4 separate regions of the Homo sapiens genome follow, and regions 2, 3 and 4 are each linked to region 1. A link is a loop called in an ENCODE intact Hi-C map of the cell type or tissue named here. Cell type or tissue: PC-9. All regions are shown on one strand. Links, peaks and the distances in the headings refer to the core of each region. The heading gives the core; the rest is flanking DNA. Region 1 overlaps LOC102724068 (a long non-coding RNA gene). Region 2 overlaps CLSTN2 (calsyntenin 2). Region 3 overlaps RBP1 (retinol binding protein 1). Region 4 overlaps CLSTN2 (calsyntenin 2).

What was found. Peaks named below come from ENCODE experiments on the same cell type or tissue, not always from the same donor. Only the 100,000 strongest peaks of a DNase experiment are listed, where the experiment ranks them.
Region 2: it touches region 1 in a loop (8-fold over the local background); 1 of 110 quality-filtered maps calls a loop at or near these places.
Region 3: a loop joins it to region 1, with 4 times the contacts of the local background. A loop is called at or near these places in 1 of 110 quality-filtered maps.
Region 4: it touches region 1 in a loop (6-fold over the local background); 1 of 110 quality-filtered maps calls a loop at or near these places.

Annotation. Positions count from the first base shown.
Region 1 is chr3:140,627,592-140,633,407 of GRCh38, forward strand. All of the region lies in intron 1 of LOC102724068 (a long non-coding RNA gene), which reads right to left. Among named protein-coding and RNA genes, the nearest start is that of TRIM42, 48 kb to the right of the region's middle. In PC-9, for the core only: no CTCF peak of the experiment used is centred there; a DNase peak (open chromatin) is centred at 2,390; H3K27ac peaks cover 2,634 bases.
Region 2 is chr3:140,438,882-140,444,697 of GRCh38, forward strand. The region is part of intron 5 of CLSTN2 (calsyntenin 2); the gene reads left to right. Among named protein-coding and RNA genes, the nearest start is that of CLSTN2-AS1, 67 kb to the right of the region's middle. In PC-9, for the core only: no CTCF peak of the experiment used is centred there; DNase peaks (open chromatin) are centred at 1,770 and 2,330; H3K27ac peaks cover 1,743 bases.
Region 3 is chr3:139,531,070-139,536,885 of GRCh38, forward strand. The region is part of intron 2 of RBP1 (retinol binding protein 1); the gene reads right to left. All of the region lies in intron 3 of COPB2-DT (COPB2 divergent transcript), which reads left to right. Among named protein-coding and RNA genes, the nearest start is that of RBP1, 5.8 kb to the right of the region's middle. RefSeq lists enhancers at 2,638-2,932, 2,908-3,409, 4,056-4,703. In PC-9, for the core only: no CTCF peak of the experiment used is centred there; DNase peaks (open chromatin) are centred at 2,842, 3,252, 3,602 and 4,112; H3K4me3 peaks cover 1,480 bases; H3K27ac peaks cover 3,398 bases.
Region 4 is chr3:140,567,906-140,573,721 of GRCh38, forward strand. CLSTN2 (calsyntenin 2) reads left to right here. Exons shown (of 17, transcript NM_022131.3): 17 at 1-5,816. Among named protein-coding and RNA genes, the nearest start is that of CLSTN2-AS1, 62 kb to the left of the region's middle. In PC-9, for the core only: no CTCF peak of the experiment used is centred there; no DNase peak of the experiment used is centred there.

The sequences.
Region 1 (5,816 bases), core at 312-5,311:
CCACAGGTAAAAAATTTAAATCTTTCTACAAGTCTTACCCAGAAAGACTTGTGGCCATTTATGATGGTTACTTTGTACTGTGAAACCTTTAGAATTCCTAAATATGAGCTAAGTTGAAGCTAATATCTCAATGTTGCATTGTAGTGTAACATTTAATATTGAGGCTTACGGAGAATAGATGATAAGTAGTTTTGGCCAGGGAACATCTCACAGTAAGTCCAGTGAATCAACATACTCACCCTGTGATCACTCCCAATTTCCAGAATGTATAATCAGAATAGACATACTGAGCAACTGGTAGAATTCCTATACTGACCCCTTGAACTATAGAGTGGTGACTATTATGGCAGAAAGAAGCAAGTGGAGCCTCTGGAACTTCCTCTCTCTACCAGAATAGTTATTCCAAAAGAAACACCACATCCCACTGGGAATCACAGAGATCAGTAACACAAGACGTGATTAATACAGGAGTGGTAATTCCTATCACATACCCATTTAACTCACTCATTGGCCTATAAAGAAGAATGACAATGAATTATTGCAAACTTGATCGGGTGGTGTTCCAAATATAGTATCTTTTTAATGAAGCAAATCAATACAATCCTTGGCACCTGGTAGGCAGTTATTCTGCCAATTCTCTCTCTCTTTCTCATCTGGGCCTTCAGAATTCATTTCATTTATGTTTGGGACAGCAATACACCTTCCTTCCCTCTCTTCCCTTAAGGCTATGTTAATTCTCTTGCTTTCTGTCATAATCTAGCCACAGAGACTTAGTCATCTTGACATTCTACAAATCATTATACTAATCTATTAAAATGACATTCATGCTGATTGGATATGGTGAAAAGTATAAAACGCCTACCAGTACATGCACTACTAAAAGATAGGAGATAAACTCCATTAAAACTTAGAAACCAACCAACTTGGTGCAATTTTCTGGAGGCTTAATGGTCTGAGAATTTGTTAGGACATTGCTTCCAAAATAAAAGTTGTTTCTGCTCCCTGCATTGCCCACCACTAAGAAAGAGATCCAATCCTTGATAAGTCTCTTGGATTTTAAAAGCAGTATATAACACATCTGAGTGTGCTGCTCTGACCTGTTTACTGAGTAGCTCACATTACCCCCAGTTTTGTGTGGTGGAACAAAGCAAATGAAGGCTTTTGGGCAGGTTTGGTGAAATGCAAGCTGTTTTGCCTTTAGATCACGTGACCCCAAACACACAATAGTACTTGAGATATCTAAGGCAAGAAAAATACTGTATAAAGCCTCTCGAATTCTCCTAAAAGAGGATAAATAACAGCACAAGATTCTAGGGTTTTGAAGCAAGGCCGCGACCACTTTATGTAGTTATGTTAACTGTTACACCTGTTGAGAGAGAATTTTTGGCTTATACACCAGGAGAGAATGAATACCTGTCTGTGAAACATCAAATGACCAGATATGAGCTGTTCTTTGTCCATTTGGTAAAGCCATAAGACTAGGTATGTACAGCAGCTCCATCATGTAAAATGGTATATACAAGATCTATTTTGAACAGGTCCTTTGGGCACAAGTAAATTCCATGAGCAAGTAGCTGAGACTCTCACTTTACCTCTCCCTCATCTCAAACCTTCAGCATCATAGAAAATCTGTATGACCATTTGACAAATAATAAAAACTTAGGTCTGATTTACAGATATTACTGCACAATATGCTGGTACAAACTGAAAGTGGCAGCTGCAGAAGTTCAACCCCAATCAGGAGTATCTCAAAAAATAGTAGTCAAGAGAGACCCTCCTAGACCATTGAGCAGCACATTTTGTCATCTACTTTGTCTGGATAAGATTATCAGGAACTCGGGTCTACAATGATTCACAGGCAGTGGCTAATGGTTTGGCTACACAGATGGTGTTTGAAAAGAACAAGAAAAATATGTCTTTCCCCAGGGAGGTCTGCAGGGAGAGTATGTGGGTGTACCCCTACAAATGGGGATGAGTTGTGTACATTTGTGTCCTATGTGATTGCTCACTCATCCCACTCAGGAATGGAGGCTATGTATGAACTCAAAAAGGGCCTCCACCCATCAATCCTAATCTGCCTACCACCTCTGCTGAGTAGTAACTTGCCAGCAGCAGGGATCAATGCTGAAAGCCCAATGTGGTGCCATTTTCTGGAAAACCATCTAGTCACATGGTGGCACATTAATTACAGTGGATCTCTTCCATCACAGAGGAGCAACAGTTTCTCTCCACTATTAAATAGGCCTTTCTACAGAATGCAAATCAGCCTACTCTGCCCTTTGCCATCTGCGGATGTATGAAATGCTTATTCACTGTCTTACCACTCACAATATTGCTTCTGACCAAATAACTCATTTTCACAGCAAAAGAAACATAACAGTGACTCATGCTCATGGAATTCCAACTGGTCTTACCACATACCCCATCGCTAGATTGATAGAATCATAGAATAGCTTGCTGAAGACTCATTACAGAGCCAGCTGGGAAACAATACTTGCAAGGTTGGGGTACTATCCTAAAAGATGTTGTTGAATCTATGTCCAACATATGGTACTGTTTCCCCCAAAACTAGTGTACATGGGTCCAGGAATCAAAAGATGGAAGTAGGAATAGCCCCTTTCAACTTGAAGAATTGATACTTCCTGTCCCTATACTTTCAGGCTCTACTATTTTAAAAAGTCTTAGATCCCAAGAGAGAAATATTGTCACTGGGTGACACAACAATGGTTTCATTGAGTTGGAAGTCAAGACTGAGACCCAGTCATGTTGGATTCTGCATGCTAGGGTTACAACAGGCAAAGAAGTCGATTCTTCTTCTGCCTGGGACGATTAATCTTAACTATCAAGGGGAAATTGTGTTGCTGCAACAAGTGTCCATGTCTAGAACCCAACTAGTGGAACCCCTTCTACCTAATAAAAGCAAGTCATGCAGTACTGACAAGGACTCAGATTGTTCAAAGTAATCACACTGACGAAATAGTGTTAAGCAAACTCAGGAATGTCACAGAATGAGCATTATGAATAATAAGGCTGATGCTCCTTTTCATGCAGTTAGCACAAGAAAAACCTGAGAGTTCGCATTTAGCTCAGAGCTAATACAAAGTAAATACGTTGTTGACTTAATTCCATTAAGAAATTGCTTATTTTCCTTTGGAATTTAAAAAACTTTTATTGTAAATTAAACAGGGGAATGTGTCCTAGAAAGAAACGTGGCTCACCGTTTGGGAGCATAAATGTCCCCCAAAATTGGTCAATAAAAATAAAATGATTTCATAAAAAGAAAGCAACACTTCAAAGAACCTGGGTCCCAATACTGGGATATAGTTCCCAAGTGACTCTATGTTTCCTTGAGCTTTACCACATATTCACTCAACTTAAGAGTTTCCCAAAAGAGAGATCTCCCAAGTGGGAAGTGAAATGAGCTTCCTCAGGCAGAAGAAAGAAGCTCTCCATCACCAGAGTACAAGGAGAAGCTGGGAAGCATGAGTCAGAGATGTTGGGGGGAAGGCTTCTGTATCAACTTAGCTCATTTAACTCTCACAACCATCCAGTGAGGTAGATGTTACTATAATTCCCATTTTACTGAGAGAAAACTGAGGCATAGTGAGCTGAAGAGATTGCCCATAGAAAGCCAGATATAAGAGGCAGAGGCAGGATTTCCATCCAGATCTGGCCAATACCCAGAGTGTTTTCTTTTTACCTTCACCAGGTTGCCCTAATCTTTCTGTTCCCAAAAGATCTGCCAGGTTTGCTTACAGTGCAGTAATTCACGGATCAAGGAATGAAACATTCCCCAAGAAAATTAGAAGGTCACAGCCAATAGTGACTATGGAAGAAATATGGCTGCAAACTGCAGTGCAATCCTGTGCTTTTGGTAATTCTCTCAAGAGAAGATGCATTATGTTAGTTTATCATTTTAAATAAATTCTCAACAAGCTGTTTACCTGTCAGTCTGTATCTGTGGGGACTATTTGTGTAACATCAGATAAATGAGCAATTAGAGAGTTTAAAGGGCTCTTAAATGTGGTGGAGCTTGTAAACCTGAACTCCCAGGGATGGTAAATGTCACATCAAATGTCTTCAGTACATACTCCGTGTCTACCTTTTGTTTCAAAAGCTGGATCATGACACTCTCTATCCTAATCTAAGGACACCTGCCTCCCAGCAGCATATAATGGGAAAACTGGTGACCTGAGACACAAGTCACTTGGATTCTCGATTCAGCTATTCTTGGGTAACTTTGACCAAGTCAACATTCCTCTGTTATTTTGTTAATAAATTGAGAGGGTGAAATGAGAATTTTTAAAAGGGTACTCCAACCTCTTACTTTCTATGCCTGTATGGATCTATGACTTTATGTGTAGCTTCATTCTTTACAATTTCCTAGGCAGGATTCTAAACAAGAGCAAGTTTAGCCCTCAACAAATATTGGTGATCATCATCATCATTATTATTTGATAAAGTAGAAAAGCCTATATGAAAAACACTAGTAAAACTAGCAGAACCAGGATCTAAAATTTGACCATTAAAGACTAATTTATTTGGTTTTAAAAGGTTTAAAATATCTCAGACAGGAGGAATGCTTTAAGACAATGGATTTTTTTAAAGTAGAAACAATTTTTTAAAAAAGATAAAGCCCTGTACAAACCACAGGTATAAGTGTTTCTGTATGAATTGGGGATTGGGCAGAGACAGCTCAAGATCCCTCCAGTTAGCCATTATTTGACCCCCACTTGGGCCCCACGGCACTGTCTCAAATACCTAGGATTCCTCAGAGGACAATTTAAAATGTACTGCTTTAAGCCAACAACAATTTACACTCTTTAACGATTAAAGAGCCAGCAAAGATTAAGATGAGTGATTGGGAATGGAGAAGTGTAGGGTGAGACAGACTTAAGAATACAAGGGAAAGAAAAGAAACTGACCTTTATTGAGGGCCTTCTGTCCACCAGATATTTTGCTATGTTCTTTAAATTTGCAGTAATCGGAAAGAATTGAAATTATAAATATTTTCAGAGGCCCGGTACCATGCCATGGCTTTTTAAAGCCAATCCCTCTATTTGTGCAGCAAATCCCATCTCTACTACCCTGCTCAAGACATTGCCCAGAAAGTCTCACCTCTTTCTTCTGTCTCAGTCATCTCTCGTCTAGATCACACCCCTAGCTTCCTAATGGCTTCCCCACCCGTTCACAATGTATTCTAAAACTCACCACCAAAGTGACCTTTCTCAAGACACAAACCAGATCATACCTCTACTGTCTAGTGTCTGCAAATAATTCCCCATTATGCTCAGAGTAAAAGCCAAAGTTCTTCACAGGTCTCCAAGGGCCACACGATCTCAACCAGGTCCCTGCCTTCCCATCTTCCCTCACTTTCTCTCTGCTATAGCCACACTGGTTCCCTGCTGTTCCTGGAAAATCCCAAGCTTGCTCCAGCTTGGTGCCTTTGCATTGGCTATTCCCTCTGCTTGACACATGGCCCACTCTCTACTTCCTGAAGCCTTCATTCACTTAAGTGTCCCCTTCTCAACGAGGCCCCCCTTGAATTCCCTATTTAAGATTGCAACCCACCCACCCACTTGAGCATTTCAATGTCCTTTCCTTTTATGTAAATTTATATGTTGAAGTCCTAACCCCCAGTACCTCAGAATGAGATCTTATTTGGGAATAGGGTAATTGACGACATAATTAGGAAAGATAAAGTCATAGTGGAAAAGAGTGGCCCTAATCCAATATGACTGGTGTCCTTATGAAAAGGGGAAATTTGGACACAGAGATGGACACACAAACAGGGAGAAAACCTTGAGAAGTTAAAA
Region 2 (5,816 bases), core at 319-5,318, 190 kb before region 1:
GAGGGTCTTTAGGGTTGAAGGGACTGGGAGAAAGCTGCAGCCGAGCCTTGGGTGGGTCCAGGCTTCTGAACACCACATAGTTCTCTTCAAGTTTGGCTGCTGACCCACGGCCCCCCAGACAGCCAGGGTAAAAGGAAAGGAGGGCTTGGCACAGGCTCTAAAGAGGTGGTGCCCAACACCAGCAAGATCAGAGACTTGGTGGGTAATGGAAGCACTCATGCTGGCATGAGGGAACCACACAGAATAGGATGGTTTCCTCTCACAGCATGGGGAAGGCCAAAGCCTTCCAGGAACGGAATGTGGTGTCTCAGAGGCCTGAGCCAGCCATCTCTCCAATGCAGTCTGCTCAGCAAGCTGTCTTTACACACTGCCCTTAACTAGTGGCACCAGTTCTCCTGGCTGGCAGTGAGAGGCCAGGGAGGAGGGCCTGACATAAGCCTGGGCTTCAGCGAGGGGCTGCCTGCAGTTTCCCAGTTGCTACCAGAATAAGGCCCCAAAGTCTCTGCCAACGTGCATGACTCTGAGGTCTGCCAGATAGATGTGAAGCTTTTCTTAGGTCACAGAGTCAGTCATCACAGTGTTGATTTGGGGCCAAATTATATCTCCTCTGTCATCAGGAAACTGGAAAGAACATCGTGAGCAAGACAAAATTTGAGAACAGATTTCTAGTTCTTTCATTTGACATTTATTGAGAATGTCTAGGGACTAAAAAGGTTAAAAATATACAGAAAAATTGAAGCCAGTTTTAAGTGCAGTTTCAGGATTCACATTTGTCCACGACATTTCAATTCAGGTGGGTGGGGGGTGTGCACACATACACAGCACACACATGTGCACATGCAAACACACACACGTGCACGTGCACACACACGCACACACACACACACAGCAGCCATGTCTCAAATCCTTCCCATTTTAATGCCTAGCAGCCTATCCTTTGGCAGCTGGTTGGGGCTAAGCAGATGATTGATAAGTAATACGTACCATCCTATGTGAGAATTGGAGTGTGCATGTTTATATGTCTGGGTGTGTATCTATGTGTATGTGTGTTCTGATTTTCATACATCTGCTCACTCATTTCATAGATATTTGTTGGGCAACTTTTATGTGCCAGGCATTGAACAGTGATGTACAAGTCATGCTCCTGAGTGGGAACGGGACTTAAAGGAATCAGTAAATTCTCAGGGAGAGTGGAGGCTGGGGTGGAGATTGGGGGAGACTCATCAAGGTGAGGCCAATACCAATAAGGGCTCCTTTACAAAGTCACCTGTGAGGTGGGACCTGGATGAAGAGAAGGACCAGCCCTAGGAAGGGCAGGGACCGAGCGAGTACACAGGCAGAGGAACAGCAGCAGTCACAGCCCTGAGGCTTCACTGAGGATATGGCACAGAGATATGTATCCTTCCCCCACTTTCATTTTGTAGTTAATTATCTCTTCTTCATAGGAATTAAAAGGTAATAAAATACTCTTGTGAAAATAAAATATAGTAAATGGAAAAGGGTCAGTAATAAAGGAAAAGAGGGGATTCCTTATGTTCGTAATTCAGTTCAGAGAATTCGTGTTTTGTTTCTTTTTAAATGGTACCTGTGTGTAATTGTTTTTAATTGGAGAAGAAAAAGCCATGTAATTTAATGCTCAAAAATGTGTGTGCCTATGATGTGTCAGATACAGGGCTAAGTGGTTTGCATTTATTGTCTCACAGAAACCCTATAAACAACTCTGAAATAGGTAATGATATCATTATCATGTTGCATGACTAAACATAGAGGAAAAAAATGGCTTGCTCACAGTACACAATACCAAGTGGCAGAGCTGGAATTCACACCCAGGTCTGACTCCAAAGCCCTGATTCCTAGCAGTTATGCTCTGTGGACTCCTTTGGGGCAATTAATTAATGTCCCCATTCTATAAAGAAGAAACTGCGGCTCAGAAAGATTAAAGAATATGCCCAAGGTTGCTCAGCTGGTAAGGCAGGACCAGCTGCATAATTTGTGGGTCCCAGTATAAAGTGGAAACAAGGGGCTCGTTGTTTAAAAATTATTAAGAAAGTTAAGACAGCCACAGCAGAGCATTAAACCAAGATGGGGCGCTTCTGAGCATGAAACTGGTTGCAGATCCAGGGTTGAAGGTCCAGCGTCTCTGATTCCTCACCACCCCTGCCTCCTTCCAGCTGAATTTCCAACCTGATGGTTGTAGACCCATAATAGCAGTTAATGAAATGTAAAAAGAATATGAATTCCTAAAAGCAAGAAGCAAGACATTCTTTTCTGGTTTTGACTCAGAAGTTGTCCAACCTGGCACAAGTGCTGGCTCTGCACCAACTGGCTGTGGGACCTTCAGTAAGTGACCCACTCTCTCCCCAGTCTGGTTTCCTCTCCCGTAAAGGAGGAAAACATTCTCTCACAGAAGTTTTAGTACCTGCCCCTAGGAGATCCAGGAATAGTCCTTTCCTTGTCTCTCCTGAGAGCAGGATTTGTGACAAGGAACCAAAATTTGGAAGCCTAATAAAATAGCCCATGTTTCTTAACCACTCATTGTATGTCAGGCACTCTGCTAAGCATTTCACATTTATCATCTTACTTAGTCATCAGAACATCCCCATGAGATGTAGTTATGCTGTTTTCCCACTTTGCAGATGAGAAAATTGAGGCACAGAGAGGTTAAGTAACTGCCGAAGGTGCAGCAGCTGGTAAGCAGAGAAGGCAGGGTCTGGAGCCAGGCATCTGACCCCTCACTTTCAGCCTCTGCACTCTACTGTCTAAGTGACACCTTGGCCCTACCCACCGTTGGGTCCTGAGGAACTCATGCCTAGAGGCCACGCAGAGAGAGGAGAGAAGGCGAATCTCAGAAGTCAGCTTCTGTCACTCCCTTCCGCAAAGGCCTTGAAGAGTCTGTTTCTGACGCTCTAAATAACCCACTCCCTGGCCCAGCACCCAAGGTCCTTGTCTTCTGGCTCCAAAGTGCCTCACACTACACCAGGGCCCCATGAAGCCCTCCCGAGCCTCACATATGTCTGCACCTTCTGAGACATGGCAGCTGCTGGGTTGTACACTCAGAAGCGGAAGTACTATTCACATCATTTCCATCTGAATGGCACCACTTGAACCTGGAGCTGTACTGACACGGGGCCCTGATGAAGACATCCTGGAGTTCTCTTCTAGTCCAGCATTCCTCTCATTCTGCAATGCTATATTAACCATGCCTTTTATTTTCTAGTATATATTCTGATGTTTTGACATCTGGGGGCCTTACTGACCCTGGAGGGACTGTCCCTCTCGGGTTTAGCTGATTCTCAGAGATCCTAAACATCTCACCCTCTCACTTTTCATATGCACTCCAACCAATCTGGAGCCCACAACCCTACACACCCCTTTTTGGGGCTTTTACACTCTGGGACACCATTCACCTGCCCTAATCACCCCAGGGTCAGGTACCAGACAACTACGTCCAAGAGCTGACTGGAATTATTCAAACTAGCGAATCTTAAAATGCTTGCCCTGCCTTACCTGTTTCTTCCCATGGAAGCCACAGTAAAGCCTTGTGCCCACAGTTTCTTGCCTTCCTTCTGCCTCCTGGCTGACACTGGTACTCCTCTGCCCCCTCCCCTGCCTGTGGTGTGGTTATCCCTGAATCTGAATCTGTCCAGTTGCAGGGTTAACACTCTTAAATTTAACTCAATAGAATTGAACTAAACTTCAATGAATTGAAGTTAATTCCCTCTGGTATGGCCCTGTCAGTGGTGACACCTGCATGGATTGATCGAGGGGTGGCTATCAGGAGTATCCTGCTGTTCTGGAAATGAACACCAGGACTAACCCAACTGCTGAATGATGGCTCTGAAGCAGTCTGGATAGTTCACACCCTCGCTAAACATCCTATGTATGGCTCCTTACTGGCCCTGGGATTAAATCCAAACCTCTTACCCAGCATTCATCATCTGACCTTCTTTTACCTCTCCAGCCCATCTCTGCTTCCTGACTCACCCCCAATTCAGATGCACTGGATGGTCAGTGGAGATGACAGCACTCACTGCTGAGCAAAGGTACCCTCCTAGCTTCTTCCAGTAGGAGGGGAAGACCCTTGGTGCCCAAATCAAAGCCATTCATCCCTCAGAGAAAGTCCTAAAAGATGGCAGATAGTGAATGCTTGCAGATCTGGCTGCAGTGTCAGCTGCCTGAACAATCCCTGTTCTGGGGTACCCCATTCCCATCCCTCTCACTCCCCGGTATCCCAATATCCAGCCACTCACTTTGTGTAAATCCAGCAATTTCCTAGAAATCCTGATGCTTCTCCAGCCATTGGAAGCTGAGACTAGGAAGAACTGGAGGCTCCTGTGCGTGCACATTTAAGGAAGGAAGCGTGTGTTTGCCACACCTACCTCTTTCCCTTTTATTATTCTGCATCGTTTCTGACCACAGAATTGGAACAATGGACGGAACGTCTTAGATTACAACAGCGCCAAAGCCTATGCTTTCCAGAAGTCTCTTAGATTAGCTTTATTCCCCCTGTAGGCATCTAATATGAAACTTCCAAGTGGTTAATGTTCTCTTGATAAGAAAACATAAGTTACCCAAATGTAGAGGTAGTTATAATAAAATCATCATCTTTCTAAGTTCTTAATCCACAAAGAAGGGGTTTAAATCCCAATAGCTTTTTCAGGAATACTTACAGGGTAATTTAGGCCCAATTATTAAAACAGCAGGCAGGGCAGGCTGCTCCCTTTCTCTTCACTTAAGAAAAAAATTGAACCACAATTCATAAAGTAGTCTCTAGGCCCCTTATAAACTGAAAAGATTTTGTTTCCAAGTAGGACAGTTCAGAGAAGTTTGAGACACTCCTGAACCAATTGGTGGGATATTCCCATACCGAGCCTTCATTGGAAGGTCCCTGTGTTAGGCCCTTAGCCTGGCATATCTCGTGCTACCATAAGCCCACGAGGGGATATAATTTTCCCCAATCTGCAGATGAAGCAATGGAGGCTATAAGATGACAGCAGCTTTGCTAGATTCACATGACTCGCATTTGGCAGAGTTGAGATTCCAGCCTGGATTTCTGCAGTCTTCAGTGTCAAAGCAAACCTCCAGCCCCCATAAGCTGCCCTCAAGGTCAGACACTGATAAAACTGACAATACTTCTTGATCTTTTGCCAACATTGGGATTATCACTCTTTTAATTTTAAATATCAGCATAAATTGAACGTTAAACATGAATCTGTAAAAATTATAGTTGTCTCAGTTCTGGCAAATCCTCAGAATAGTGGAGGAGTTTTGTAAAAAAGCTATGTGGCCTGTAATTCTAGCACTTTGGAAGGCTGATGTGGGTGGCTCACCTAAGGTCAGGAGTTCGAGACCAGCCTGGCCAACATGGTGAAATCCCGTCTCTACTAAAAATACAAAAATTGGCTGGGCGTGGTGGCAGGTGCCTGTAGTCCCAGGTGCTAGGGAGGCTGAGGCAGGAGAATTTCTTGAACCCAAGAGGTGGAGGTTACGGTGGGCTGAGATTGTGCCATTGCACTCCAGCCTGGGTGACAAGAGCAAAACTCCGTCTCAAAAAAAAAAAAATGCTACATGGCCTTGGGCAAGTCACACCAATTCTTAGGCATGGTTTTATCATTTGTGCAATTAAGATACACTCCCCCACTGGGTCCCTGAAAGGATTAAGTGAAAGGATAGGTATAAAAGTGCTTGGCACCTTGTCAGTGCTTAGTCATTGATTTCCTCTTATGTCTTGCAATAAATGTTATTGAATAAACGGTAATTTACCAATAATATATCTATTGGTCATGGTCCTTGTGTTTGGTACTGAAATGACTCTG
Region 3 (5,816 bases), core at 421-5,420, 1.1 Mb before region 1:
TTCAGAGTGGTTTGTTACACAGCAACAGGAAACAGAAATAATTCATCACCATATTTAATTCTCACATAACTCCATTAGGTGGGTATTACCCTTGGCTCCTTTTACAAATGAGCACATTGAAGCTCAGAGGGATAAAGTACCCTTGCCAAGGAAACAGCTGTACGGCAGAACCAGGATTCAAATCCAGGTCCATCTCAAAGTCAAAGCTCCTAATTGCTCTGTTGTACCTCACACCTGTCCAGCTGCACACACTATTGGTATCACTTACTTGGACCCTCAATTGCAAACCACTGTGGGCTGCTGCAAGATTGAGGTCCCCAGGCAGTCTTCATCCCCCACTACCCTGATCCTGGGATGGAGCTACACCTACCTATTCTCATTCATCCCCTAGAACTAGGCACATTTTACCCCAGCACAGGCTTATTACATTGAATCATGATGAGAAAAATCACAGGAAACTAGGCACAGGCCAGCCTGCTTCCTTGTTTTTCTTTGTTAGTAGTTATCAAAAGCATGGTCCTTGAACCAACAGCATCAGCATCATCCAGGAACCTGTTAGAAAAACAAGTTCTCAAGCCTCACCCCAGACTTTCAGAATGAGAAATTCTAGGGGTAAGGCATGCTCAAATTTGAGAACCACTGCTCTAACTACTTATGTGGGTCTTAACGCTTGATATCTGGAGTTTGAATGTCTTAGGATGTTTTCAGATGCAAGTGGCAGGAAACCAATTCACATAACTTAAGGTGAAAGAAAAAAAATGTATTGGTTGAAGTACATGGAAAATCTAGGAATGGTGCGTCAGGAACTCTAGTAACCCTCTAATGTTGCATTCTCTCTGTCTCTATTGGCCTCATCTTTTACTTTCCTTCAATTGGATTTTTCCATGCAGCTAAGGAAGGTGGGGTAAGGGGACTGGCCTCAGAGAACACCAAGCTTACATCATAACAGCTCATCAACCTTTAACGGAATAGAACTCACCTGTCTCTCAGGGTTCCTAAATTAACTCCCAGGAAATGGTGACTGGCCCAGCTTGGGCCACATACACAAGTATGTGACAGGCCACGGGACACTGTGATCACCCTATCAGAAGGTGCTCTTCCCAGAAGAGACAGGGTACTATGATTTGCAGCCCCACCAGGACCCAAAAGGTTGAGGAGGAGTAATTCCCACCATAAAGAAAACAGTGCTTCTCTTGGGTGGGAGGTGGAGGAACAATGTTGGTCAGAAAAACAAACAGCTGTAATTCATTCAGTAAATACCTGGCCATCATAAGTGATTATGCCATGCCCCTCAGTCTCGGGTATCACAGGCCCTGGCCCTGTTCTCACATAGTATTGTGGCTTCCCAAGCTCATGTGCCCTGTACTATCTCTATGGTCCTCAGCTTTGCCTTGTGAGACACGCTGAGCAGCAATTATGATGCCCGTTTTGCAGATATGAAAACAAAGGCAGTGTGTCTAATCATTTAAGGCCGCTGTCAGATAATCGAGAAGAATTCAAATAGATGTTCTGACTCTAATACCGGTGCTCCTTTCACTCATCCTAGGCCTTGTCAAAACTGCCTGGGTTTACCTTCAGACTGTGAGAAGGCTCACAATAAGGAACTGAGGTGCTGGCCTTCAGCAAAGCTCTGTGGGAGACCTTGGGGTAGAGAGCTTTATAAACAGACTAATTAGAATTCTTCCTCTGCCACCAGCTAGCCCAAGGGTGACCTTGGGCTAAAAAGGCACTTCACTTCTTTGAGCCTCAGATTCTCATCTGTGAAATGAGTATAATGATACTTACTGAACAGCATTTGTTGTGGGGACCAAAGGAGAAAAAGTACAAAAAGCAATTGGGGCAGGCATGGCACTTAGTAAAGATTCAGTACATGTTATTTTCCTTTGTTCCTGCCTAACAAAACCCAAAACCCAACAAAGCAGTGTGATTTTTGAAAGCTACTTTGTGAATTTTATTTGGGTTGCTTTAATTCTTCTTTTTGTAATCCTCAAAAGCACGCTGCTGACACCGATTTCAAAGGTCGGAGAACTTTAGCTAAGACATGAAAGAGATCCTGTGTTTCTAGCCTGGAAAGGGCCCAGCTGAATGCCGGGTGCCTGATCTGGGCAGGGGCAGCTCTCAGAGGCTCCCACATCCAACGGCATTCTCAGCGCTGCAGCCCAGGGAGTTAATTTAGCCAGTGGCATTGTGTGTGCGTGTGTGTGTGTGTGTTTTTTAAAACAAATCAAAAAATCTCTTTAATGGGTCAAGAATAGGATCAGAAAGCTGGCAAGAGTTTAAACCAAAGTGTCAACAGTACTTTGTTGGATTTCATGTATTACCATATATAATTAGATGGATGGATGGATGGGTGGAGAAATAGAAGGATGTAAGTAAGGAAGTCAAGGGAGGGAAGGAAAGGAAACATAGACGGTTAAAAAAGAACTTAGAAAATCTGTAAGTGCTGATATGGAAAAATGTGTAAGAAATATCACTGAGTTAAAAAAATATGTAGAGAAGTGGATTCCTTTTTTTCTTTTCCTTTCTTTCTTTTGGTTTTAGATAGAGACCTTGGCCAACTGCCTAATCAATAGATAGATCAATTATAAGTCTGAGGAAGATTTCCGGACAGATCCACCAAGTGGGAATCAGGCCAAGTGGGGGAAGGGGCCCTTTTCAGCCCATACTTTCTTGTGCTATTTGAATATTTTCCTTTTATAATAAAAACAAAGAAAGCGACAGAGGGGCGGAGGGCTGGGAGCAGAAGGCAGGCCCTGTGGAGGGGTCATCCTAAGTTCAACGATGGATATGAAGCTGAGGCTCCAGCCACAGGGGGAGGCGCCTGTTCCCCGAGTGAACAAAGCCATCTCCTACAGGAAAAACATGACCTGGACACGGGGATGACAAATGGCCCTTCTGCCACCCCCGCAGAGCCAGGCTCACGGCTGTGATTCCTGGCCGAGGCTCAGTCTTCTCCCACAAAACCTGCTCATGCTGGGGGGACTTCGAGACAAAGAACCAAATCATTTTGAGGCGCTCGCTTCCTCGGGAGTGAGAAAACACTATCTGAAGTCAGAGCACCTTCCTTTCTCAAGAGCTCCCACCCTGCCAAAGCACATATGTGTTATATTCAACAAATGCTGCTGGTTCCTTGCTGGGCCTGATCGCACATTTTTATGGACAAAGGCATGCAGGAAGCAATGGAGAAAAGCCCTGTGTCTGTTCAGCTGAGCCCAGACTTTGTATATCTCTACCAAAATAGTGCCTGCTGTTTGTGGTCACATAAAATCTGATTAGATCAGACTGGAAATGTGAGCCTAGTGATGCAGAGCCGCCCAGATCTGAGTCCCTCCACCCCTCCACCTGGGGAGAGAACACAGAGCTGTTTCAGGTGGTTCTGGGCATGGACTGCAATGTCCATAGGACTCAGGTGATGGGCCAAACTGGCCCTCTACATGCCCATGGCCCTGTACACCTAATTTTACAGTTTTCCATTTTTTTATAGAGACACAGGAACAGAGTATGTTTCTTTACTCCAGAGCAGTGATTCTTAAGCTTTAGTTGCATCAGAACCACCTGGAGGGCTTATTGAACCACAGATAGCTGGCCCCACTCCCAGAGTTTCTGATTCAGTAGGCCAGGGGTGTGGCCAGATAATCTGTATTTCTAAGAGGTTCCCTGTGATGCTGCTGCTGCTGCTGCTGCCTCTGCTTTGGGATCCACAGCTCTAAAGGAACCCACAGTGCAAACAGCGACAAATGGCCATTTGATCCTTGACTTCAGGTAACAGGATGGGCTGAAGACTGTGGTAAACTAGGAAATGTAACATCTAAAGGGAGCAGCTGCAACATATTCCAGGGATCCACGCAGTGCAGGAATAAACAGGTGCCCAGTGTTTCCAGGGCCTTTCCTTTTCTTGTTGTTTTTGTTAAGAACAGCCAGAAATACGGATTTTCTGTGAAATCTTACAATCTTTGGCAATTATTGGCAACTGACTCTGAAGCTTTTCAAACATTGTACAGGCCAAACAAAACACATCTGCAGGCTGGGTTTCACCCTCTGGCTGCAGTTCTAGAATACAGATAAGGTTCCCATGGAAAAGAGGCAGGATCAGAGATCTCTCAGCCAGTGAGAGCCTCTGCCCTTTGGGGAGGGATGTCAGCCTGGCCACACCTCTCCCAGCAAGGACTCACAGAGGCCTGTCAGGGTCACATCAAGTCTCCCTGCCAGGTTCTCCTGGCTCTCTTCTCTCCCAGCCACATCTTGCACTCCAGGCATGCTGAAGTCTTCGCAGACTGCTCCTCTCTCACCTCTGAAACTCCCTCCCAGCCAGGCTTTTCTGACCCTGGGCCTTTGTACATGTGGTTCCCGCTTACTGGAAAGCTCTTATCCTTTTCTCCACATCTGCCCTAATTAGTCCTTTAAGGCCCCTCTCAGCTGTCGCCTCCTCTGGGACTTTCCCTGACCACTGCTTTCCTACTCCCAGCTGTATGCTCCCCAGCCCACCGTGCTCCCATCATGCATTGAGCTGTAATGGCCTGAAGATGTGCCTGTCTCCTCCACTGGCCTGGGTGTCCAGAAGGCCTTGTTGCCTCTGCGACCCCAGGGCCAAGCCCAGGGCTTGGTGTGGGACAGCTTTCGGCCGTGGCCTTTCTTTCAACCCCTTTCTGTTTGCCTGGCTACTTCCTGTCTATCCTATAAGCCACAGTTCAGACTCCAATTCCTGTGGGAGCGTTCCCTGACCTCTCAGACCGAGCAGGGAGTGCTTCTCTGCCTGTATCAGCACAGTGTCCACTACGTCGTGATTGGCTGCTTCAATTTGCCTCCTCCTTACACTGAACTCCATGAGGGCAGGAATCGTGTGTGATTTGTCTCATTGACACAGGGGTTGCAAAGATAGTGGAAGCACCATGAGATGCTTGTGGTGTCCAGAGAGGAATGAAAAAAATAGACGAATGACCGATCCCAAGTGAGAATGGGACTCCTGTAATATGCTGGGAACAAACTCCTCTGGGCCACTGCTCCTGGCTGATGGGTGCCCAGTGTGTGAGGCAGAGGGGGTAGCAGTGAAAGTGATCTTTGGCAACCACCTTGTCCAGGACCCCTGGCGGCCCTCAGAGAGCCCAGCTGGTGGCCTCTGGGTACCCAGCTCCCCTCCATTCACAAGTCTCAGGCCTGACAGCTGCTCTAATTCTATCATCCTACCCCCATCCAGCCATGTCCTTCCGGCAGTCCAAAGCAGCATACCACCCAGCGGCCAGCCCAGAGAGAAGGGCTTTTCTGTACTGCATGGGGCTAGGCGAAGGCTTGAGCAGAGCAGACAGGCTGTTCCATCTCCCAACAGGCCACAACAGGTGAGCGAATGGCTATCTACTTGAGAGTGGGCATCCCTGAGTCCTGGGGCAGTGATAGTAACCATGCATCCTAGACCAGTTTCACTGGATTCGTCCAGTGGCTGAATCTGCACGGTCTGCTCGACTACTGCTTGATGCTCGATTGACGCTGATGCTGTAGTGAGAAGAAAAGGTGGCCCTTGTCCTTTCCTTTGTATCCAAAACCCTCCCTTCTACCTCCCTGCTTTATTTTACAATGAAGCACAGAAGTCACCTCTTTCAGAAATTCTTCTGGGATCCCCTTCTCTGGGTAGTCCCCATCCCCTCACTCCCACCCTGTGCTTTTCTTTGCCACACTGTGTTGCGAGTGTTGGTGTGCCTGCCTCCACTGCAAAGACTTTGCTTTCCTGGACATCAGGGCCTGTGACATGCTCTGCTGTCCTGTGCCTGCCGTGGTGACCAGCCCGTGAGGGAAGCAGTATGTTCAGGGCAGTGGTTAACTAA
Region 4 (5,816 bases), core at 290-5,289, 60 kb before region 1:
CTTTTCAACTTTCTGATTCATGAGAACAACCTTGTGAAGCTTTTCCCACCTCCTAAAGTGTTTTCTGCATCTGTTCCTTCCTTTGGACCTCACAACAAATCCTGTGAAGTAACTGAGACATCTGTTGTTAGATACATTTTTGTGATGAGTAAACTGAGGCTTCGTGATTCAATGTCTTGTTCAGAGTCATTCAAAAGTATAGACAAGACCAGTCTCCCCAACTTCCACTCCTGGTGCAGGATTCTACTTATGTTCATAGGTATGCACCTAACAGACACTGCTGCAAACCTACTATGTGCTAAGCATCCTACCAATAGCTGTGAGAAAAAGAAAAGCTGAATAAGATAAGCTCCTTCCCTACATTATATTTGCAGACGGGAAATAAACAGGCCTAGAAATTACACAAGAGACAAATGAAGAGGAAGAGAAGTCACAAGAGAAGAAGGATGCGGTCACAAACTTAACCAGTGCTCTTATTTTTCCCTTCTCAGGGAAAAACACCAGAAGAAGCTGGGGTTTTATATTCATTGGATGGAAACAGATATTTCTCCTGGGAATTCTCCCAACCAAATAGCCCTTTTCTATTAGGCTGTGTCTGTACATCCACAAGAGGAAAGTCTATAGGACTGATTAGTTTTCACAATCCCATTTAAATAAAAAAAAGATCTTTAGTTGGGCATTTAGGAGCAACTGAATTCTCCCAAAATTGTGGCAGCAAAAAGAACACTTCATATGCTTAAAACCCATTCTTTTTGAATTAGATTTTGATTTTAAATATTTAAGTCTGGTGTTTGTGAGAACACTTTTCTCTTTGCTCAGTCTTTTCGATCTGGTTGGGTAGGGAAGGTGTTCCTCATGCTCTCTGGGTGGCTGCCTTATTCATAGTTGAGAGAGCTGTTAGGTAAAATCTTTATATGTGTTGGGGTTTTTTTGGTAGGGGGGGTAGCAGGTAAAGGTGGCCCATGGCTAGGGCAGCAAAGATGAATAATTTGAGGAAGCATTTGGTTGGTGGACTCATTTGCAGAGAAACAGTGGTGACAACAAATCAGAGCTGTTTCCCTCAACTCTGGCTATAAGAGGTCATTCTCTGCATGTCAGCTACAAAGATCAGGCACTTGAATGAATCCGCTGGGTTGGCAGGCATTGGTCATCTTCGCAACACCCTCTTCCTCACCATGGATGAGAACAAGACGGGAGTGGTTATATCCCAGTAACAGAAGCTTTGGGAGGTATCCAGGTGAGCAGGGTAATGTGGCTTGCCCTCCCCCAGATATTCTGATCCCAAGAAAAAGGTGTCATTAATCAGTCTGGCATTTTCCACCCTCCATATGCTGGCATCCAGGAACCAAAACCCCTGAAGGCCTAGACACCCTATGACCTCTAACTGAGATGTTGGCAGCCAGGCAGATGCAGGCTCATGTCCAGGAGGAACTGCTGACTGGTTTGGCCACAGCCCAGTTCATTGCTTGTCTTGCCAAGTGGACAACCAGATTCTGCCTTCCTGAGCTTGAAAATAGGCTACAACTCTCAGGTGATTCAGATGACATGGAGGAGAAGTTGGAGGAGAAGATTGAAATGCTTAAATCCCAGTGCAGAATGAGTTGCTTCAGTGGAGTAAAGCAACCGGCTAGTTGGTAGCCTGCCTTAAAAAATACTAAACATATATCATCATACATTTGATCAAATGCTGTAAGCACAGCCAAGGCCCAAATTCATCTAGATACCAAAAATGTGATTTCAGTGAAATCTCTTTTCATTGCCGCTTTCTTTTGTTGTTGTTTGTTTTTTGAGCCAGAGTCTTGCTGCTCTGTCACCCAGGCTGGAGTGCAGTGGCACAATCTCAGCTCACTGCAACCTCCACCTCCCGGGTTCAAGCGAGTTTCCTGCCTCAGACTCCCGAGTAGCTGGGATTACAGGCATCCACCACCATGCCCAGCTAATTTTTGTATTTTTAGTAGAGACAGGGCTTCACCGTGTTGGCCAGGCTGGTCTCAAACTCCTGATCTCAGGTGATCTGCCCACCTTGGCCTCCAAGGTAATGAGATTATAGGAGTGAGCCACCGCACCCAGCCCTCATTACCACTTTCTTGAATTTACTCAATCATCCTATCAAGCAGGGTTTAGACCAACATCTTTGCATTTAATAAGGGCTCTACTTTGTATACATGGACCATCCAGTGAGAGAGCTGGGGGTGGTGAGAAGCAATGTCCCCCATTCCTATATGTCAGGTGTCAGCAAACTATCTGTAAAGAGGCAAATAGTAAATATTTTGGGCTTTGTGAGCCATTTGGTACCTGTCACAGAATAGTCAGCCCTCCATATCTGAGGTTTCCAAATCCATGGATTCAACCAACCTTGAATCAAAAATATTTGGGAAAAAATGTATAGTTGCAACTGACCTGAACATATTCTTTTTTTCATTATTATTCCTTGAACAATACAGTTTAACAGGATTTACATAGCATTTACACTGTATTAGGTATTATAAGTAACCTAGAGATGATTTGAAGAACACAGGAAGTTGTGCATAGGCTATATGCAAATACTATGCATTTTATATAAAGGAATTGAACATCTGTGGATTTTGGTGTCCGAGGGGAGTTCTGGAACCAATCCCCTACAGATACTGAGGGATGACTGTACTCAGCTCTCCTATTGTAGCATGAAAACAGACAATACGTACAACAAATGAATGTTTCAATACAACTTTATCTAGTTTCCATAAAACAATTTAAAAACACTAAAAAAGCAGGCAGTTTGGATTTATGTAATTTTCATATCTTTTTTTACCCTTTTGATTTACATTTTTAATAATTTAAAAATATAAAAACCTTCCTCAGCCCACAGGCCATACGAAAATTAGCAGCCAGCTAGATTTGGCCCAAGGCCAAAGTTTGGCAACCCGTACCATACACCATGGAAGTTAGCCTTCCACCTCAGGAGAAAGCAAGCTGCTCTCATAAGCCTCTCACCAACTACCCAGTAGTCTTTGCCTCCAAACTGAACAACAGGAAAAAGTGCCATAGTTTTTAATTAAGCTGTTTTAAAAGTCCATGTTCCGGGGGAAAACAAAAAAGAAACAAACAAAACACTTGTTATTTGCTGAACTGACAAACTGACAGATATTCCACGAGAGTTGAAAGCCTTGGATCGAGGTGATTGCCTGGTTACTGAGTGCTAACTCCACTGAGGCAAGTGTTAGCCCCCCAAGGCTCAGTGCCTTCCCAGCACAGCTCAGCCCATAATGATCTCTGAGCAGGAGTGTTCATTATCTCAGACTGATTTTCATTTCAGCCCTACTCTTGCCATTGCTCTAAAAATGATCCTAAAGACTTGTGACTGTTTGAATCAATAGCAACATCATCAGTAGAAAGCCCGACCAAGCACACTTCGAAATTAGCAATCTTCTTGGCTCTATGGCTCAATATCAGCAAGAAGAAAAAAAGACAACTTTTTTTTTAATCATCCCCACATTTAAATTAACCAAATAGTTTTTACAAAAAAGTAGGTAAGTGGGTTTAATTCTTTGAAAGTATTTGCCAGTGAAAAGTAGATGATTTTTAGGTAAGATAACGTTTAGGCCTCTGGGGGATCCCCAAAGCCTTCTGCAATGTACTCTGGCAGGCTATGAATGGTACAGGATTCTGCATCTATATGAGACATTTATTGAGGCTGACAAGCAAAAGCCCTTGGCACAATTTAATTTTCACATAACCACTTTCCATTGTCCAGCTGCAGGCAAAAGAAATGAGCAATGAAAGTTTTGAAGTCTACCCCAGTACCCTCATTTCCTGTCTTTATTTCCTTTACTTTATAGATGTATTCTATACCTGCTATGTAGATAATGCTCTAGTTTTCCCTTTAGTGCCAACTGGAAAAGGAGAGTTGGCTTTACAGGGGCTGTGGATTAAGAGCCAGGCTTCATTCCATCCCAGGGAGACAAAAAGAGACAGAAGAAGTTACCTCCAGCAGCACCCCAGAAAGCTGACAGATATTCCCTGTATGCAGGTAGTAAACAGATGGGAGTCTGTGTTTGCAGCTATGTTCAGTGTAATTCAGCAGACCTTCACTGGGCACTTGTGATGGGTCAGGCCCTGTGCCAGCAACAGGGGAAGGGAGGATGAACAAGGCATGTTTCCCTGACCATGAGGAGCTCTTGGCCTGTGAGCTGTTGGGATGTCCCTTTGTGGTGTTGGAAGCTGTGCACGAGCAGTCAGGACTTTGGGGACAGAAGTTTAGTGTTAGGGAGGCAGGGTAACTTGCTTTGACAGCTACCCACCCTAAGTCAGATGACAGGTGTAATTCTAGGGGCCCTGATATGCATCACTGAGGCAGACTGAGGAGCTCTCCAGGGAAGTAGGCAATATTTCCCTGAATATTCCTCAATTCCAATCAAGGCTGACTCAGTTCACTTATGGATGAAAGCCAGTTACCCTGCCCACTGGGCAGAAATAACATGGTTGACAGCTGACATTCAGAGAAAATAAGACAGAAGCAGTCCTTAAATATAAACAGCAGCCAGGTGGACCTGGAAATTTAGGAAGGGTGATGCAGGTAGAGGGGCCAGCAGGAGCCAAGTCTCAAAAGGCACAAGCCAGACTGATGCAAGGGAGCCCTCCTGAGGCCCAACATCAGAGCTGAAGATCTAAGGAGGGCCCACCTCCACGAGACCTGCTGAGGGCTTACATTTGGTGCTGAGGAGCAGTGGTTCCCTGGGCCAGCTGCATCACCTGGGAACATGTGAGAAGTGCATATTCTTGGGCCCCACCCCAGACCTACTGAATGAGAAGCTCTGGAGGCAGGCAGTCTGTGATTTAATGAGCTTTCTGACACACACTAAAGTTTGAGAACCACTGATGCAGAGGATGAGGAGATGACTTGAGCTGGCATCGGGAAGAACTGACTATTAACTAACAAGGTAAAATCAATGACTAGTGCAGTGAGGGTGCCAAAGCAAACCACCCCCAGCCCCCATCCTGGGCCTTTTTGGCTCCAGTTTATACTCACTGAAGCAGTGGTTTCAAGGAACCTTGGTCCTAGTCCGCATCCTTCACCTGCCCTTGGGCATGAGACAATTCCTGCCTGCCTGCCCCTTCTATCCTAGAGAGAGAGACTGCCCAGGAGAGGCTGCCATGAGGTCACTCATCCCCAGGAAGGCCACCTGCCAGGTTTCTGTAAGCTGAGCAGCCTCTTCGAGGGCCATATTTTGTGGAGAAACACTGAAACTGCAGCAGTGACCCTGGTCACTAGGAGAGCTGCTTTCTACACAGCCTGTATGCTGGTGGAGACACCCAGGGCCTGGCAGAGTGTGGAGGGGGTCATTTAAGGACGTTGCCAGGTTGCCGCAGCACTGCTCTGTTTGTTTGTAATGAGACTGGGGCATGCAGCATCACAATTCAAACACTGAATTGCTTGGGGAATGGATGGCCTTCCTTGGAAGGGCAGTAACTCATTCTGGATGTTACTAAAAGTAGAAAACAAAAATCCAAAAACAAACCTACAGCCTCATTTACAATTAGAATCTGTCTGGGCCTTCTGATTTCTAAAGTCTGTGAGGCTGCCAGGATTCACCAATTCTCCTTTCCCCTGAGGCCCAGCAACTATTGATTTATAGCTTAAACTCTGTGAAGGTCCACAGACCTTTGAAAGGAACTTGCTGGTACTTTGTCAGTCGTGTACACCTAACTGACTCCTCCTACGAGGTACAGTCTCCTCATACAAGGGGTTTTGAGATGGAGAGTCAGAGGGCCAGGGCCCTGGGCTTTGGGGTGGAAGGACAGAAGAGTAGCAGTCTAGGAAAGGGACTAGACATGTA